Regions from separate parts of the Mus musculus genome. Here region 1 is linked to region 2. A link is a contact called in ENCODE Hi-C data. All regions are on one chromosome and are shown on one strand. The core of a region is the stretch at or near the end of the contact, and the rest is flanking DNA. Distances in the headings are between cores, read along the strand shown. Region 1 holds the start of Mzt2 (mitotic spindle organizing protein 2). Region 2 holds the start of Cep20 (centrosomal protein 20).

What was found. Hi-C counts contacts between places; a loop is a spot of excess contacts on that map.
Region 1: a loop to region 2 is called in a map of T-helper 1 cell, with 3 times the contacts of the local background. The contact joins the promoter of Mzt2 here to the promoter of Cep20 in region 2. A Hi-C loop is called at or near these places in 2 of 37 maps with a recorded cell type or tissue (T-helper 1 cell and T-helper 17 cell).

What each region holds. Positions count from the first base shown.
Region 1 is chr16:15,860,309-15,864,677 of GRCm38, forward strand. Mzt2 (mitotic spindle organizing protein 2) reads right to left here and starts at 3,061. Exons shown (of 3, transcript NM_029354.3): 1 at 2,440-3,061; 2 at 2,090-2,235. The coding sequence starts at 2,615. Gm41425 (a long non-coding RNA gene) reads left to right here and starts at 3,129. Exons shown (of 3, transcript XR_875934.2): 1 at 3,129-3,203.
Region 2 is chr16:14,315,905-14,320,598 of GRCm38, forward strand. It overlaps Cep20 (centrosomal protein 20), which reads right to left and starts at 1,428. Exons shown (of 5, transcript NM_025345.2): 1 at 1,390-1,428. The coding sequence starts at 1,417.

The DNA of each region.
Region 1 (4,369 bases), core at 1,811-4,310, 1.5 Mb after region 2:
CATCAAGATGCCTGCAGCATTGTACAGACTCGCGGGGCTGAACAGTATCTAACTCACAGCCTGAAGCAATACCAATCTAGTTCCTCCAGGAAAGCTATGACAAACCTCAATGGTCACAAACTTGACATGACAGGCCATCACATGCCTCCAGCTGGATCAGTCTGACCACACCTATTACTTTTTCCGTTCCATACTTGGTCATTGTGCATATGGATGCTAAGATACACAGAAGTCAGTGATCTCTATGCCTCACTTGGTAGCCTATGAGCTACAGGTCCAGCCCCACCTGTGCTCCACAACACCCAGTATTCCTAAGCTTCCTTTTTTCACAATGTCCCTCGGGACTTTCTAGTCTCCAGAGCTAACAAGTCTGTGGTTCCTGTCCTCACCAGGTAGTTCTCATTTCATCCTGTAGTCCATCTCCAATCCTTCTCCTCAGCCTTCTCAACCTAAAGGTGGCACCTGGGAGAGAGAGCAGCAACATGGGAAGGCTATGGAAGAGGGACAGCTAGAAAAGCCCTGGGAACTCACACACCCTGGGAACTCATGCACCCTGGGAACTCATGCACCCTGGGAACTCACACACCCTGATACTGGACCCATACTGCCAATACCTGCAGAGGTACCTCAGGCCACAAATGAGGTATGAAAGAAAACTCAGTTTACAAGTAGATGTGTATGACCACAAAATGTCATTCTTAATGGTGTTGTCAAGGAGGCTAGGGAGAGGCATCTGTTCCCTACGCCATACTTGCAATCAGCCAAGGGACAGTGTTGAAGAGGCTGAGGTCATGTTCCCAATAGCATACCATGATCCCTCATGTTTGTCCCTGACCTACATCCTCTGCCTGGGTAGGGATCTTTAAAGTGTGCAAGTGTGGGGGTGTTGGATGATCCGGGGGCACCGGTACAATTGCATATTCTAAAAGTACTGTGTCTTTGATAGACTAAGCAAGAAAACATGTCCTTGTTCTGAGTTGCATGGCTGGGATGGCCTACAGTGCCCTGGTATTGTAGCTCAAAGCTGCCCTGGCCTTGTGGGACAATGGCAACTTCCAGCGGCAGAGTGCACATCAACACCAAACCCACAGATTAGACAATCAAATGCCTGTGACAGGAGAAGATGGGCAGCAAGAGAACCAGGGTGAGGGGTGGGGGCAGGGAGGCAGGTGCTTGGGAGGAGGGCCATGGAGCAGACCTGGAGAGGCTGCAGGCCTGAGGGAAAGGTTACCCTTGTTTCTCTTCCACAAAGAGAAAGGGTGATAGAGGCCAGAGACACACATTGATCAGAAAGTGGGTGGGTCAGCGTGTATGTGTGAGTCCCCAGGCCTGACAGTCTGCCTTCACTGGGCCAGACTGCTCACTTTACCCCACCTGGATTCCTTCCATGTGGTTCTTGCACTTACAGGCAGGAAATGAGCACTGGACTTGCATCCACTTGTCTGGGAGGACAAGCTGTATTTCAGAGGGTCCGACAGGCAGAGAGAACAGATGTAACAGATAGGATGGGCAGGCTGGAGGACCTGAGATCCCTGTTACACTCTGCTCACCACCATCTGCTTACACCTGGTCCCACTCATGACCAGGCCATTCACACCTGAGAACTGGGTGAATCTTTCTGTCAGACCTCTACTTTTTGTCCCAAAGGAATCAGATGGCTTCAGTCCTGCAACCCAAAAAAATCCCCAGATGAGAGGTGTTCGGGCCTGGCCTGAGATGAACAGGAGCTAGACGTGGCCCTCGGAGGGGGAGGCGTTGTCTGCTCTGCTCTCTGAACACTTCCTTGAGGCTGTGTGGTAGATGGAGACCAAAGCCATGTTTATTCCTCTACCTGTGCAATGGAGGCATGATGAAGAGGTGAGAGGGAGTCAGAAAGACCAAGTCTAGCTTGCTTGGACCAGTCTTTGGTCCAGCAGTACAATCCGAAAGGTGGAGCCAACTAAAGTCCCTGAAAGGTGGATGGGTCTGCAGACCTTGGGAGGAGGCCTATAGACAGGTTGAGCAATTCTAAGACAAGCCGGCACGAGGTTCTCTACTCCTTCCCCACCTCGGCCACCCTCTAGGCAGAAGTACCCAGCCCATCTCTAACCTCGGGTCTCTGATGTGGATGTAGACAGAGATATGGGCACCGAGTCCTGGGGATCGCTTGCCAGCCGCTGCCCAGCACACATGGACTTCAGCATCTGGAAGACGGCGAGGGGAGCCACATTCAGATTCAGCAAGTCCACCAGGATCCTGGGGAAACAAATGCAGTGCTTAGCGAATACTGAAAGCCACAGGGCGGACATGCTCTAGGAGTCGCGCCAGCTGGGTCACCGTCTTGAAACCCCTTAAAGAGACACGGATATCTTAGAGTAGCAGATGCAGGAATGAGGAGTCCTAAAGCCGGCATTATCTGTAGGGAGTATGAGCTCAAAGTCCCGACCCCCGCTTTCTCACTTGAACACATCGGGGTCGATGGCGGCGCCAGCAGCCTGAGCTAGCTCGTACAGCTCCATCTCCTCGGCCCCCAGCACTTTCTTCCGCCGAAGCGCCAGCTTCTGCAGCGTTGCTGTCTCCAATCCTGTGGAAACCGCGAGTGCAGCACCACCAGCAGCAGCCGCCGCCGCCGCCATTCGTATAGCCTGAAAAGGGATCTGTGTTGGACAGAGTCTCTGCAAGTCAACAGCTCCAGCACCGAGGCGAGAGTTCCAAGAGGCCTTTACACAGTCGGTTACTTGACTTGTTCGGAACGTCTACTGTGCACAGGGCAGTGTGCTAGGCATGGGGTGGGGTGGTGGGAAGCTGATCACTGCCTGACGATCAGACTTGGACTGCTGGCTTAGGTAGCAGACCCCAGAATAGTACCTGGCATATACCGGGTACTTAGCAAATGCCTGTTGGATGACGAGTATTCACGATCTCGTGTAATTACCAGTTCTGTTGACGGTCCCTAAACAGCTTTGCTTTTAAACGGATACGCACTCCTGTCCCCCGACCCCGAAATACATAAACTTGGGGAGTAAAGAGCAACTGAGGACGTCACTGCGCACGCGCCTTGTGGCCAACTGCTTCTGCACTTGATTGGCTTTTGCTTTTGCAGGCGCTTTTCCCGGGAGGTTGAGCCGCTTTTCCCAGTAGGCAGGGGTGTGGCCTGACGCGCAGCTTGATGACGCTATTTCCGGGTTGTGTGTCTGGATAGCGGCGTCTATTTCTGAAGATAGGTAGGATGGTCATTTTGAACTCAACACGTTAGCTTGGCCGGTGTGTTGAGAACTGCAAATGTTTGGCCGGTTACCATGATTGTCACTGCCATCGGGAAAGAGTGGACCGGGGGAGCCGTCCAGAAGTGCCTACACAGTGAAAGGGGACCAGGAGGGGCATCTAAAATTTGTGCGGGGGCACTCTTGGAGATATTTTGTCTCCTGATGCTTTGTCCATTTTACATTACTAGTCTTTTGCATATGTGTGTGTATCCGTATGTGTATGTTTGTTGATTGGTGTTTTTATTTTTTCAATTTGTTTTATTCTGGCTTGATTTTTTTTAAATGTGCCTATTTGCTAGAAAAGAGAGGAGGGAGAGAGAGAGAGAGAGAACTTGAGAAGGTAGGGAAGTGGCAAAGTTCAGGGAGGAGGTAAGGGAGGGAAATCATGATCAGATTATAGAGTATGAAAAAATATTTTCAATATAAAAATATATTGGGTGAATAGTCTTCATTCTTAGGGGAAAACGTATTCATTACCGGGAAGGGGAGAATTTAGAGCATCTAGTCAGTTCTCAGCCTTCCTTCTTTCTTCCTTATACTGAACACAGCTTCCCTGGTTCTGCACTTCCGGTCTTCATATTTGGTGAACCTTTGGCCAGTCACCAAGGTCCAGATCTAAGGACTAAACACCATTTCCATGTTGAATGGTGCGTCTGTCACAGTGAGGACCATGGTGACAGTAAGCTGCTGGTGACTGTGAAGAGCCAGTGTGGGCTGTGGGGAATGAGTCTGGCTCCAGGAGCAGACATTACAGGATGTATGTGCATCTAATCTGGCACCTGCTTCCCAGGGTGGAACATCAGGTGCTTGTTTGCAGGATTCCAGAATATCTCAGGTTTTCGCAGAACTGTGGCCATGATGTAAATGTAGGGCCTCCCTGCCTCATTAGTTTATTGTAGGATTGATGGCTCCAGGAACCAGCTCCTATTGGTCAGAATGCCCAAGAGTACAAACTGGAGGCAAATCGAAGTGAGGCACAGCATCATCTCCCTAGCCAGACAACTGTTACCTGCATGCCATCAGCTCTGCCTGTTTGTAGGAGTATATCACCTCAGGTCCATGGATGGCCAGTGTCCATTCATAGAAGGAAGGTCAAGGTAGGGTCATTGGACCCTCACATAAGT
Region 2 (4,694 bases), core at 178-2,677:
TGGTGGCAGATTCCTAAACCATGCCTCAGCTGCCTTCTCCGAGGTAATGAACTCTACTTCTCAGAGAAAGAGCTAGGTGAAATGGAAGAGGTTTTAGACCAGTAAAAGCCCAGAAAATGTAAGATCACTGATTAGGAACAAGTTTTTATTACTTTTCTCTCAGACACAAAGCATACCAAGAACCAGAGAACGCAGAAGAACATATATAAGGAGGTCCCCCTCAATTTGTAGGGATAACCTCTGGGCTCTTTTATCATTTTGCTACTTGTAGTCTTATGCTTACAATGCTATTATTATAAAAATGCCTTCAGGAATTGGTCTTAACCCAACTTCTTTTCCATAGACTTTATCTTGAAATCCTATGAAAAGTTTATACAATATACATGTACTATGTATACTCCCATCCCCAGAACAGCTCATTGACTCATGTGAAGTCCCTCCTGGGGACTGAGGTATGTCTGCTTTTGGAATGCTCACCAGCAGTGTCCCCAATACATATGCAGTCAATAGTTACTACATCTTAGTCTCCAAACTATTCCATTTGGTTCTCTCCAGATTTCCATTACCGTTGGCTTAGTCTCTGAATTCCTTGACACTCAGAACTAGGTTTATTCTACGGGAAGCAGAATGGCATGATTAAGCCAGTGCACCTTATGGGGTTTCCACACGAGTCGATTTCTATCTAAATTATCGTGGATGAAATATTCCAACTCTCATGTATGAAATGGACATAGCGTTGCTACACAGAATCAAGTTGGATGAGTTGTTAAGGGTCTGATAGAATCACATACTGAACCTTAACTCCAATTACAACTCAAACGTTAACTCTAATTACTATTCAGAGTTAACAGTATACACGCGTTATTGATGTCTACTCCTTGTTTTGTAGTCCTGGGGATGGAACCTGCATGCACCCTGCACACAACCAACCATTTTGGAAAACCTCTTCCGAAAAATCCTGAAGAGCCGCCAGGATGGACAACTCTGTCTCAGGTTTCTGCCAAAGGACAAGGAGGACCTAGCCATACGTTGTCGTCCGGATGGGCTAGCCGTGCAAATCATTGGGAAGTGTGTCTGTCACCAAATCGTGGCTGTGGTGTTGTCGTGGTCAGCTCGGAACGCAGGCCTTTGGGCGCTGTCTGCTCAGTAGGGTTCTAAGAGATACCCAGAGGTCCTGAGGGGACAACAGATACCAGTCCCTTCCTCCAGCTCAAAGGCTGGCCCTAACATAGCGCATGCGCAAAGGCCGCCCCTGGTGGGCCCTGCCACCCTAGAACGACCCTGGAAAAAGATGAGCCGATGTCCCGCGCGCTCTCCTTCTGTCCCATCCCTATCATATACGGAAGGTTCGACGCTTCCCGCAACCGAGCATCCCCTCAATGCACTCACCAGCTTTCAGTTCCGTAACAGTCGCCATTTTTCAACGGCTGCTGGTGCCACGCCTCTCCAGTGCGTACGCACGGCTCTCGGCGCGGCCTCCAACCAATAGGAGTATGGCTCTGCTAGACCGCGTCTGTGCCTGCGCTCCGGTGATTGGCGAGCCGCCACATGAGACTCCACCAATCAGCGACCGTGTGAGGCGGGCTACACTGCAGAAAAGCTTGGAGCCAGAGCCAAATCTGTACCCAACTGCTTTGCCTTTTGTCGCCGCCCAAGTCCTACAGGTCAAGGTGCTGATTGTTCACCTCCCCTCCCCGCACCTTGGCAGGCTTTGTGCTCAGTCCGAGTCCCAGACACAACCCAGCGTCAGAATTACCTGGAAGACTGGTTAGAACAGACTGCTCTGACCCACCCTTGGGTCTTTCTGAGGCACGGACCAAGAGTTGGTTTTTCTGTCAACTTCCAGAATGCTGTGGATGGATGCTGTTAGTCTGAGAAGTGCCACCTTAAAAATCATCTTACACGGCACCCACTCGAAAGTGAACACTAGGAAGTCTTTACACGCCTCAGGTCAATGATGCCCGTTATACAGAGGAGGAAGTTGAGTGTCTAAAGGAAGATCACTGGCAAATGGTGGAGCAGGTGATAACCTAAACCCAGGCCAGCATCTCTTCAAAGCTTGCTCTCTACACTACCGTTAACACCGAGTACATTTGGAATCCTCGAGTTGTTTGTGGAAACAGCTGATAAAAGATTAAGAAGAACAAACATGGGAATAATACATTCAAAATGTGAGGCAGTATAATGGCAGTTGACTCTCCAGGGAGTCTAAGACACTGGACCCTTAAAATTCTGGACAGCCCAATAGTGGAAGTCTATGAGTGGATGCTAGTGAGCATATTTTCGAGGAAGTAAACTGTAAGAAATAGAAAATATAGACTTTAAAAGAAATCATTGGGTGTTTGTTTGTTTTTGTCTCATCTTGTAGTCCACGCTATCTGGGCATTCACTCTGTAGCTCAGGCTGACATTGAACTAACAACAAACACTCTTTTTGCCTCATTCTCAAAGTGATGAACGCCCCTATACTGCCACAACTTGGTTTTGTTTTTAAATTTGCCTCAGGGAGATAGATGTATGTTCTTCCTAAGATTAGCTTTGTTTTGTTTTTTTTCTGAAGTGCACAGGGTGGCTTTGAATTAGCCCTCCTTTCTTTAGCCTCCCAAGTGCTGCAATGACAGGAGTACATCACCATATCAGGCTTCTGAGATATTTCTTAAAGTGGGTAGCAGTTTTAAAGTTTGAAATCCATTTAGAGGAATGGCTCAGTGAATAAAGTTCTTGCTGCATAAATTTGAAGACCTGAGTAACCTTCGAAACCTGTTCTGTAGCCTTAGAATGGTCTTACTCAGTTAGGCTTTCCTATTTTGTAAAACCATGGTGCCTGAATACTTGGTCAGTAGCTCAGGAAATTAGAAGGATTAACCAATTCTACAGGTGAACAGCACTATTGATATACTGATGAGGAATTCCAGAGGCAAAGCATTATGTGACTTAGTATTCTCACCATGCTCACCAAAAATAGATACAGAGCCGTCATCTCAAACTTTCCCTTAACCTTCTTAACCTCACTTCTTCCCTAACCTTCTGGGGTCAGAGTGGGCTCCGCCTCTATCTTGGGAGTGAGTAGGGCCGAGAATGGGGAAAGGCACAAATTAAAAGAAAGTTTCCAAGTAGATATACATGACACTGGCCCACTCATAATGCCAAGGTTATATCAACTTTTTAGAGACAAGACTTCTCTGTGCCTGGTCCCTCTTGGGGTCAGTTGGAGCTTGGGTCAGTCATGTAGGATTCCCTTACCATGGAGCTTCCCAAGGAGAGGGGAGGCTGTGGTGAGGCTGCTTAGAAGACCACCTTTCAGGCTGGCGAGATGGCTCAGTGGTTAAGAGCACTGACTGCTCTTCTGAAGATCCAGAGTTCAAATCCCAGCAACCACATTGTGGCTCATAACCATCCATAATGAGATCTGACACCCTCTTCTGGAGTGTCTGAAGACAGCTACAGTGTTCTTACATATAATAATAAATAAATCTTTGGGCCAGAGTGAGCAGAGGTCCTGAGTTCAATTCCCAGCAACCACATGCTGGCTCACAACCATCTGTACAGCTACAGTGTACTCATATACATTATATAAATAAATAGCCGGGCGTGGTGTCAGACGCCTTTAATCCCAGCACTCGGGAGGCAGAGGCAGGCGGATTTCTGAGTTCGAGGCCAGCCTGGTCTACAAAGTGAGTGTTCCGGGACAGCCAGGGCTATATAGAGAAACCCTGTCTCGAAAATAAATAAATAAATAAATAAATAAATAAATAAATTAGAAGAAGAAGAAGAAGAAGAAGAAGAAGAAGAAGAAGAAGAAGAAGAAGAAGAAGACGTCAACCTTTCTCCTTCCCTGCAGTGTTGATTGCAAGAGTGCTCTCTCAAGTCTATAGCACACATGAGCACCCTCTGGAACTTCCCAAGGAATCTGGCACTCTATTTAGTGACAAGTCATCTTCCTCTGATCCCCATCTGGCTCTACGCCCCAAGGTGTGCCAGGTGACTCATGGATCAGTCATGTCACAGCAGAGGGTGGCTTGCATTGTACCTGGAACCAACAGAAAGGCTGAACTCAACCAACAGAAAGGCTAAACTCACCAGCATCATGACATTGAGGACTGCCTGCTAACTCTGTCATCCACAGCAGGTGCCCAGGCCAGCTGCATCGAGTGACAGAAAACCCTGTCTATTTCACCTGTGTCTTTGAGAGTATATGTTTGAAGAATGATGGGACTGAATTCTCACAAGGCACTTCACCCCATAGATAAAACATTTATAGAATATAAAGTCACTGACTCAGCAAAGCAATCAGAACACTAGGGAGAGGTGACATTACATTCAGATTTTAATGAGCCTAAAGGCCAGTTCTCCCCACTACAGTGAGGCCATGGAATTCACAAGGAATAGAAACAACATTTAAATGTTGTCAAGAGGAAGTTTTAGAGTGAAATTTAGTTTTGTTCTATTTAGGTATTTGATTTTATTCATTTGTTGTTAAATGTGGATATTTATATTAGTCTGTTAGAGCAAACAAAATGGTTCCTCCTGGTAAAGAGATACCTTGTGCCTCTTTGACCATCCAGCCATTTTGATAGAGCAAGAAATTTATTTAAAGCCTTGTTTACCAAGTGATTTAGAGATTAAGAAATTCTTGTGGTAATTCTTGCTGAAATGCAAGCTGTAGAGGAAAACAGACCAACAAAGCAGTGGGCT